2 separate regions of the Homo sapiens genome follow, and region 2 is linked to region 1. A link is a loop called in an ENCODE intact Hi-C map of the cell type or tissue named here. Cell type or tissue: tibial artery. All regions are shown on one strand. Links, peaks and the distances in the headings refer to the core of each region. The heading gives the core; the rest is flanking DNA.

What was found. A loop is a pair of places that touch in the nucleus more often than their neighbours do. Peaks named below come from ENCODE experiments on the same cell type or tissue, not always from the same donor. Only the 100,000 strongest peaks of a DNase experiment are listed, where the experiment ranks them.
Region 2: a loop joins it to region 1, with 3 times the contacts of the local background. A loop is called at or near these places in 1 of 110 quality-filtered maps.

What each region holds. Positions count from the first base shown.
Region 1 is chr4:118,912,853-118,918,237 of GRCh38, reverse strand. All of the region lies in intron 1 of SYNPO2 (synaptopodin 2), which reads right to left. Among named protein-coding and RNA genes, the nearest start is that of SYNPO2, 27 kb to the right of the region's middle. RefSeq lists an enhancer at 534-1,034. In tibial artery, for the core only: no CTCF peak of the experiment used is centred there; no DNase peak of the experiment used is centred there; H3K27ac peaks cover 5,000 bases.
Region 2 is chr4:119,028,489-119,033,873 of GRCh38, reverse strand. It overlaps SYNPO2 (synaptopodin 2), which reads right to left. Exons shown (of 5, transcript NM_133477.3): 4 at 1,847-4,029. Among named protein-coding and RNA genes, the nearest start is that of SYNPO2-AS1, 46 kb to the right of the region's middle. RefSeq lists an enhancer at 1,703-2,202. In tibial artery, for the core only: no CTCF peak of the experiment used is centred there; a DNase peak (open chromatin) is centred at 2,378; H3K4me3 peaks cover 5,000 bases; H3K27ac peaks cover 5,000 bases.

The sequences.
Region 1 (5,385 bases), core at 145-5,144:
ACATCTGGTTTCAGTTTGGAATTATATGTTGGCAAACATTGTTTAAAAAATGGATTTTTTAAAGTTTAAAAAAAGAACTTTCAGTTTCTAGAAAGTTTTTATAATGTGGAATTTGTATGGCAAAGAATTTGTATAAAAAGCTGAATGGGAAGGATTGCTAAAGGTAAGCTCATGCAGCAGGCACTCTTCACCTACTTTCTCTTCTACCTAACTCAACAATTTGATGGGAAAACTGCCAATTCAGTTTGTACTTCTAACTTTTTTGTTCTTTGAATTTAGAAAGTGACAGAATGTAAAAATTTAGTATATAGGGCCTGCTACTATATATTTAGCTATTTTTCCAATATTTTGCAATCATGTTATTCTCCTTACATTATACCAAAGTATTTCTATCACAAATCTTTTTTATCAGTGTCTCAGAATGGACTAGAGAAATGACTCATGGCATAATAAAAAATCTCTTTTCAAAAGCATAAATGATGATGCCTATTTAGTAACACAAAATCGTTCTTACAGATTGAAATATTGTATTAGCATTGCTGCCTGGAAGTCACATATAATAAGGGACAAACATTCATATATGCACATGTATTTACATAGCATGAAACCACGTTTTGGTTTTGACCAAATTGTTTCTATTTCTAACAGCAAAGCTACAGAAGAAGAATTCAAAAATTAAAAAGCTGGATTTTCATCTATTGAATCACAAAACTCTGACACTATTATTCATTGAAGAGATTACCATGGTTGAATTCTCTGAATTTAAGGTGAGTTTCTTTTGTTTGTTTCTTTTTTGTTGTTTGTTTCTTTGTTTTTTTTGTTTGTTGGTTGGTTTGTTTTCTGTTCGAGATGGAGTTTCACTCTTATTACCCAGGCTAGAGTCCAATGGTGCGATCTTGGCTCACTGCAAACTCTGCCTCCTGGGTTCAAGCGATTCTCCTGTCAGCCTCCCAAGTAGCTGGGATTACAGGCACTCGCCACCACACCCAGCTATTTTTTTGTATTTTTAGTAGAGACGGGGTTTCATCATGTTGGCCAGGCTGGTCTCAAACTCCTGACGTCAGGCGATCCACCCGCCTTGGCCTCCCAAAGTGCTGGAATTTCAGGTGTGAGCCACTGTGCCTGGCCTGTTTCTTTGTGTTTTAATCAAATGACTTTACATCTCCAAGATGATTAAAACAAATTTTTTGAAAACAGCAGAAGGGCGGGGCACGGTGGCTCAGGCCTGTAATCCCAACACTTTGAGAGGCTGAGGCAAGAGGATTACTTGTGGCAAGGGGCTGGAGACCAGCCTGGACAACAGAGCAAGACTCTGTCTCTACTAAAAATAAAAAAAGATTAGCCAGGCATGGTGACGCATCTTTGTAGCCCTTGCTACTTAAGAGGCTGAAGTTGAAGGATTACTTGAACCAAGGAGTTCAAGGCTGCAGTGAGCTATGACTGCATCACTGCACTCCAGCCCGGGGGACAGAGTAAGACCCTGTTTCTAGAAAAAAAAAAAAAAAAAAGAAAGAAAAATAAAAGAGGAAGAGGAAGAAGAAAAAGAAAGCAGAAATGCTCTGAAACTTCAAAAACAGCATTATATCTAAGAATAAAAAGTTTATTATAAAAATATATGGTAAAACATTTTAAGAAAACATTTTAAAATAATAATTTTAAAACTCAAGATCTAATAGTAAGTAATAGGTTTATATTTCTTAGACTTGGAGTAGCAAAAGATTTCTCTAACAAAACCTGAAACCATTAACTATAAAAGAAAAAAATAGGCCAGGCTCTGTGACTCACCCCTGTAGTCCCAGCATTTTGGGAGGCTGAGGGGGGTGGATCACTTGAGCCCAGGAGGTCGAGACCAGCCTGGCCAACATGGTGAAACCCCATTTCTACAAAAAATACAAAAATCAGCTGGGTGTGGTGGTGCGTGCCTTTATTCCCAGCTACTCAGGAGACTGAGGTGAGAGGATCACTTGAGCCCAGCAGGTTGAGGCTGCAGTGAGCTAAGATTGTACCACTGCACTCCAGCCTGGATGACAGAGCAAGATTCTGTCTCAGAAAAAAAAAAAAACCCAAAAAACCCTAAGTTTGACATATTAAAATTGTTATTCATCAAAAGAAACCTTAAATAACATGAAAATATGGGTTATAATATAGAAAGGTCATTCACCATATATACAATGAACAAAGCGTAATATGAAAATTATATAAAGTACTTGTACTAATCAATAACACAAACAATTTAATGTAAAAATGTTCTAAAGAACACACAGCCAATAAATGTATGAAGAGATATTTAATTTACGTGGTAGTCATGAAAATAGAAATCAAGACCACAATTAGGTACCATTTTATATCTAGCAAAATGGCAAAAATAAAAATAAAAAAATAAAAAGTCTAATAAAATGAAGCATTAAGAAGTTGTAGAGCCGCAGGATGCCTTTTATATTGTTGGTGGAAATGTAAAATCATGCATCAACTTGAACAAGAGTTTGGCATTTTCTCCTAAGCATGATCATTTACAAACCTATGACCCAGCAATTCCATTCCTGGGTATACAACTAAAAGAAGTCTTTGCCCATGTACAAGAGGAAACATGTTCTAGTAACACGTGTTCACAATAGCAAAAACCTGGAGCAACCCAGATGCCCATCAACAAGAGAATGGTGAGTGAACTGCGGGATACTCACACAATGAAATATTACACATTAGAAAAAATAAATTAACCAGAGTTACAGCCATATGGATAAATCCTAGTGGTAATATCTTAAGTGGAAAAACAAGTCCCGAAGATTACATACAGCATGGTACCCTTTTAAAAAAGCTAAAACCAACTAAAATAAAAATATCTACTTTCTAGGAATGTGTAAATATTCAATAAAACTATATAAAAAGAAAGGTAAGTAATGGAATAGAATTCAGAATGACAGTTACCTCAGGTGGGGAGAGGCAGGGTGATAATATTGGGGTTGAGGTCGTTAATGTCAGACATCAGGTATTATCTTAGTTTTTGTTTGGGGAGTTGGTATTACATATGTTTATGATATTATTAGAAATAATTTAAGAAGTGTGCTATGAACTAAGAATTATAATTTTTCAGCTCTCGTATTCCTGTTATCCAAAGTAAAATTTAAAAATAAATTTAAATAACTAAAAATTCATGATCTATGGCTCAAATGCTTTAGAAGGCTTTCAGACAGTGACCTTATTCATTGATTTTTCTGTTTTTTTTTTTGTAGAACTTTTTTGCATCTAGTATTTTTCATTATATAATAAATACTTCCAAATATCAAAATGAAGTATATAAAACATAAACATATTAAGCACAAACTTCAGTGAATTCTAATCCTTTCCAACTCCACTAGTTTTGCTACAAGAGTAACTACCCTGTCTTACTCAGTCTTTCTCCCTCTCCTACCAATATTCTAAGAAACACTTTCCTGGGCCATCTTTTCCCTCAAGTAGGTGCCATCTTCACTCTTCCTGTTTTCTCACCAATTACATTTTATTTGCTGTCTTTCCTTTACTGCCAAACTTTAAATATAATTATCTAGACTCTATGTCTCCACTTGCTGTCTTCTAATTCTCATTTCTCAGCCAACTATTATGTGGCTTCCATCCCTATCATTTTATTGAGAAATATCACAAAAAAACCCTCCCAGATATCAAATGTGTGGTCTTCTTACCAACCTCTTCATTGAACCCACAATATCTGTCACTAATAAATAATTCCTTGAAATACTCTCCTTTTTAAACTTACCAGAAATACTTATCCTCTTTCTATCTTTCTAATGACTTATTTTAACTTTTTTCCATTGACTCTTCTTTCTCTGTCCATACTTTAATTATTGGTCTTCTCCAATTTTCTGTACATACTCTGTTCTCTTGGCTTCTTGCTTCAGGTATTTCAGCTATTATCCCTAGATTTCCTCTAGCCCTGGCCATTCTCCTGAACCCAGACTGATACTCTTAATTCTGCATTAAAAATCTCCTTCTGTATGCTCTATAGATAACTTAAATTCAATTTATTTAAAATTAAATTTATTTTTTTCTATAATTGCTCATCGTCCTCTAATACAATCTCTCAATAAATCCAACATCCATCCCTTTGTCATCCAAGATGAAACAATCAAATTACTGTCCACTCCTCTCCTGACCCCACCATCCATATCCTATATCCTTCTAATTTGTCTATGTTTCTTCCTTTTCAGCCCTGGTGCTATGGGCGTGATCTAGAATCCTATTATTTCTCACATGGCGTATGGTAATCACCATTCTCCAAGCTCCACCCTTTGATCCATTTCCACATTGCCATCAGTCATCTACCCAAGTATGCATCAGATAATGTCATCTCCCTGTTTAGAAATCTTTAATAAGAATTTGGGAGAAATAATTTTTAATGAATAAGATGATGCATTTGAAAGGAAGAAGACAGAGACTTTTAAACCTGGTTCTTTGAGTTAATAAACTCAGAAGTTGTAAAAGTATCTTTTAACCCTTTCCATGATGGTGAGGTAGCAAGATCTTCATTATGGCTTTTCTCACAATGTTTTCCTGCGACCCTGACACAAAGACCTCACACAAACTATGGAAAATGAGTGTAGAGCTTGAATGTTATTACAGGAACACACCAATGAGTTTTTCTGCTGCACACACACACACACACACACACACACACACACAAACAATAAATGAAAGAAGGCTCAAGATGAGCATTTTGAATTCTAGCTATTTGAATTCTGTTTTATACATAATTCACTGACCTTTCTCACAATACTGTAACTGAAACTATAACACCAGAGCTGGAATGTTCTTGAAAAAGTTTAGTCTCTACAGACTTCTTGCCATTCATTGACATGCCATGATCTTGCAAGCCTTCTGTGTCATTGCTCCAGGTACTCCCTAGGTCTGGAAGTTCTCGGTCCAATTCAGACATCAGGGTCTAGTTTGAATGTTAACACTTCTCTTTATTGCTCCCTGATGATACTATGCAGAATTAATTTTTTCATGATTTGTATTTCATAATACATTATATTAATATATTCCTCTCTTTAAAGCCTTGTCATCTTGTATAATAGTTATAAATCTGCCTTTTCCATGAAAATTTCTTAAGAGCAAGGATAATGTCTTTTTCACCCTAGAACCTAGCATAGTACTGTTGCACAAAGCAAACAGTAAGTATATGCTTACTGAATTAAAATGAATATCAAAAGCTAATGCTAACAATTAGTTGGAATCCATAAACCTGGGAAGTATGGTTGATTTTGCCTTGAAATAACTCTTCTAATGGTCATAGACCCAACTTGGAAAATTACATGAAAAAATAATTCTTACAGTGAAGTTGAAGCTACAAACAAAAATAATAACCATGTGTTTAGCTAAACGTTTTTCTGT
Region 2 (5,385 bases), core at 252-5,251, 120 kb before region 1:
GTTTTACAATGTATGGAGAAATAGATATGCTAACAACAATGAAATTGTTGTGGGAGCCATATAGAGAAATATCAGAGAAATTATTTAGATCAGAATAGCTCATACAAGGAAGATTTTTTTAAAATATGGACATTGAACAGATAAAGGAGACAGTAATATTTTAATAGGATAGTGAAAAATATAGCAGATTGACAGTGACAGCAGAAAAAGAGCAGGAATACAGATATTTTCAGAAGATTAAAATGGTACTGTGTACCCTCAAACCAGGCAAGTTTTTCTGAGAGGTCTCTAAACATATCTCCTGCATAGAGTAGATGATTTTTCTTGGAGCTGTCATAAATGCTTTATAGTTCTCTACATTAATTCATGTCGAATATTTTCCATGGTTGGTCAGACTCAGACTTAAAATAGATCTGAGAAAGGTCTTCAGGTTTACTTTCAGTACCATTATTCACTTCATAGCCAGCTGGGTGACAACATGGTGTGTGGCCAATTAAAGTTTACAAGGTAACCTTGCCTGAATTATCCTGGTCCATCGAATACAAATAGTAAAGTGAAGGTGAGAGAATAGAATTGCAAGGAACGTGGGAGAAGCAGTTGTCAAAAAGCAAAGCAAACACAAGAAAAAAAATCTGTGAGATCACTCAGAAATGATGCTAATAATTGTGTGCTCTCACCCTACAGTCTCCACACACATGGGGTTCCTCGTGCTTCACAATCAGCCCCTGTAGTCAGTCAGTAAACCTTCAGGTCCCAATCATGTGGTTTCTCCAGGTGAAACAATAGCCATGTACACCTTTATGTGCGTCCTGCCTTTTACATGTTACTTCGTTATCCTGTATACTCTACCACTTGCCTCAGCTGAGGAAAACAAACTTATGCTTTCATGGGCAACTGGAGATGTACTCACTTAGTTCCTTAAGTAACTGGGGAGGGAGGGTGGGAATCAACCTTTAAAGATAATTATCCTTCTTTCCTTATCCCATTTACTTCATTATTACTATTATTATTATTATTATTGAGACAGGGTCTCACTATGTTGCTCAGGCTGGTCTCCAACTCCCGGCCTCAAGCAGTCCTCCTACCTCAGCCTCCCAAAGTGCTAGGATTCCAGGCATGAACCACCATACCCGGCCCCATTTACTTTAAATAAGTTTTCTGAAATGAGTTTATATATGTAAAAACATCTGGCAAAGAACCTAATACATAATAAGTGCTCAGTAATTAAGACCCTCTTTCTTACCCACTTCTTACTAAACTATATACATTCCAACAATCCTCCGAGTATCTTCTCTGTGATATCAAACAGGTGGCTGAGATTGACAGACCAGAGCTGCTCCCTGTCCTTCATAGATTCCTTATTCCTTTAACACTAGTAATAGAGATAAGGCACTACCTAAAAGGGAAATCTCAGTCAATATAGGTTATACCTTCACTACATTTGAACCTTTCACCATAGGAGGACAGCTGTTATGTTACATAAAGGCTGATTCCTGATGTTTGATATCACTGATCACTGTCTTTCTTGTGGCTACAGCACAAATCCTAAGTCTCCTGCTTACTTAATATAACGGTACATGTCTATTTTGGGGTGCTCCTGGATTTTTTAAGTGTGCAAAGAAGATAAATATATTTTAGGTCAATCTGAGTTGGATTTTTGACTCATTAAAAATATTATACTCCTTGGACCCAGATTAGGAGGTGACATATCTGAAATTAAGTAAGTTGAGGACTTTGCTAGGCATTCTCAGGGACTCAAGAAACACTGCAAACAATTCATTTCAAGCAAAGTGGACACTCAGCTTCAGCTACAAGATTACTCTTCCACAACAGATGGTTTCCACACCTGAATTGTGACACCACTTTTCTTGGCTGAGAACTTTGGCCTTGGTGCCACAAAATAAGATGATGAGGCTGATTCTTGCTTTGGCGAGGTGGGAATGCCCACAGGCACTGGGGATGCACTGACTGGTGAGGAGGCCTCTGCAAAGAAGGAAGGAGGAGAGGTATAGGCTGGTACCGAGTACACTGACGAAGCCTGCACATTCGTAGGTGAGGCAGCATTCACTGGCCGGGGAGGAAGAGCTTGCTTCATGGCCAGGGCTGAATTGACCTTGACTGATGACTTCTGGGGGAGGCCATCCTTTGCATCTGGAGGTTGGAAAGTAAACAAGGATGCATTGAGCTGATACGGTTGGTGCTTCATGACATCTAATGCATTGAGGGGTTTCTTTCCCTTTTTCTTGCCCATTTTGGAGGGCTGTGCAGCTGATGGCTGAGACTTGAGAGCAGCCAGTGGGTAAGACGGCGAGTGGATAGGATTATAGGCCACAGGAGGAGGTGCTCGGACATTGGAGGAGTACTTCCAACTGGCCGGGAGAGATGGAGTGGGAGACTGAGCTCGAGCAGCGTGGGCCTGCACCGTGTCTGAATCGACCACATACTTCTCCATTCTCGACTGCCTTTTAGCAAAGAGCTGAGCTCCTCTCCCACTCATTCCTGGAAGCTCATTGGATGGTCCCACTGCACCAGGCTGAACAGCATTGACTGTTGGTGTGGAAACTGTTGGTTTGGGTGTGTAATTCTGACTGGCTACTGCTGCTTGTGGTCCTTTGAAGGGACCAGCCACGTTCAAAGTACTTGCAGGCCGGGCAGGAGGGTAAGAAGGCTGGGCTATTTTGATGGAGGAGACAACGGTGCCCTTTGATGGGTTGGATGTGGGGAAGGCAGGAGGTTGGGTGGGAGCCACTCCTGGAGACCAGACTGGGGAAACTGGAGTTACTGGTTGGGAGGATGAGGACTTGACTGCAGGTTTTGGAGCAACAGGAGGAGGGGTCTTTTGTTTGGCAGAGGAGCTTTGCATGAAATTACAAGCCTCTGCCCCCAAGCTGAGGTAGTCTTCTTCCGGTCCGGAATCACCTCCAGCTCCAGTGCCCCGTTTGCCTTCTGAATTTTGAAGGAGTGACAAGAGTTCAGGATTTGGGCTTACTTTGGGCTCTTTAAAAGTAAACATGGGTTTTGTCGTGCTTCTCCTTTTGGCCTCCTGCAATATTCCTGTTCTTTTTGCTGGCACTGAGATCCTCTCATCTCGGGAAGCTATTCGCTCAGACGAATCGTAAAAGGCTGGCTGGGACCACGGGGCAGGCTGGGGCCATGGAGGGGGCTGTGCTGGGCCAGCAATCGGACTTGAAACCCCTCTGGAGAAGGCGTCAGGGGGAGGAGTGACTGCAGAGTAAGGTGGAGGTGCAGGAAAGTCAGCAATGGGACTCGTCATGTTTCGGGTTGGCGAGAAGGGGGTAGCTGGCTGATTCACAGACCCTGGGAAGGGTTTGGCCGTTCTATTCATGGGGACCATCCTCTGGATGTTTGCTGTCTCAGATGTCCCACTGAAGCCATTCTGTTGGGGAACATGGCCAAGACCATGACTCACCTCGATGTAGCTTTTGCTCACAGAGCTCTGCGTTCTTACCGACTCTTCCTCCTTTCTTTGGTAAGAAGTCGTGGTTCTCAGGCCATCGGTCTGGGCAGCATCTTGTTCTCTGCTTGGCGTTCCACCTACCTTGTCCTCTTCTTTTTGGGCTGTGATCTGATCCATTCTCTCCCTCCTCTTGGCAAACATGAGGGCTCCCTTGCCTGTGGTGTCTGGTAACATCTCCATCTTGTCCCCTCTGTTCAGTTTCTTTTCAATGTCCACCAGTCCAGAATCCCAGTCAAAGTTCACAACTTGTGTGTTGTCGTCAACGTCAGACAATAACTCTTCATCCACCTCTGATTCGCTTGCACCAAGAAATGCTACTTCACATGTATCCTCCTTGTCACCTTCTTCCTCCTCGTCCGCCTCTCGCTCAAGCTCGCCAGTACCGTAGCTAACTAGGGTGTATTTCCTGGCCCTCCGACGTCGCTTCTTAAACATCAACACCCCCTTGGAGTTGGGGTTGGGAGCATCCGTTAGAAGAAGGGCAATGCTTTTGCATTTAGATTTTGCTTCCTTCACTTGTTTTTCTGACAGGCTTTCACTCCTCCTGAGCCCTAGGGAAAGCAAAAAAAAAAAAATTATATTGAGCTGATGAGTTCAAGGAAGACACCACAGCAACTCAGAAATGAACTCTCCTGGGGGAAAATAAATATGTAAAAAATTGCCATTGAGTACAGAATTTTGAAGGAATCCAACACATTTCTTTTTCTTATTTCTCTTAACATGTTTCCTTCTACAATAATATACTGTTCTATTTGTTTACATAAAAATATTTTATATATGCTGATTAGAATATATGTTTCATACATTTGTTTCTCTAGAGATCCTTCCACTTTAATAATAAAAACTGGCTAGTAAATGTCAATTAATAGGATAAAATTAGAATTAAGAAGGACATAATTTAAAGACATAATATTTTCTGAAAAACAAGATGAGACATATCTCATACTTCCATATTTTAAAATAAAGTGTCAATATAAAACTGTTTCCAGGAATCTTAAAAAGGGAGGAGCGTCCCAAGAAGATGTTTTAAAATTTTCTAAATGTTTTAATGTAATGAATTTAGCTATTTAGGTTTTCTTCTTTCTCTTTTTTCTTTTTTTACCCTGACAACCACCCCAAATCTTTCCACTCACAGCTACTGGATTAATATAAATTCAAAACACTGAATTAATCATTGAAGGTACTGAATCAATAATTAAAATTCAAAATATGACATTATTGTAAATACATATAAGAAACTCTAGCTACAAAGTTTTCTAGACAGATTTGTTTGTAAATGTATTGCTATTTTGGAAATACAATATTACTTTCCTTGCAGCAAGAATAAACCTTGGAGAAATTTAAAAATTGACTTGTGACCCACTTAACTGTGTAAAAACTGATGCAGAAATTAAGTCATTTAAAACAAGAATATGATTTTTATTTTATAAAAATAAAAATATTTAAAATTTTCTTTCATTATTACTATTATAAAAAAGAAATGGGTGGCAAATTATAGCAACTAAACATATAGCATCTATCATTTATAATTTATAGTTATATCATATTTTCAATGATAATGACTGTGAGTCCCCTAAATTTTTTAATTCCTCAAAACAGTTAAGTGGAAAATTAAGAAAAAATTTTTGACTATTTTATGATTGAAAATTAGCTCTTTTTGTCACAGACTTAATGGTTAATTTTTTTTAAATAAAATATAATCCAAGGAAATAATTTTATAATATGATTACAGGCATTTACTGGTGATCGAATTTTCTAGAGAAAAATAGTTGAAACTGTGGTTATTACTAAATAGAATTCCTTTTTTGACTAGTGTTATACAACTTATTAAATTGACAGTCACAGTTGCACAGTTGCTGCTAACTTCACTGCCAACATGTAAAGTATGTGAATGGTGTCTCAATACT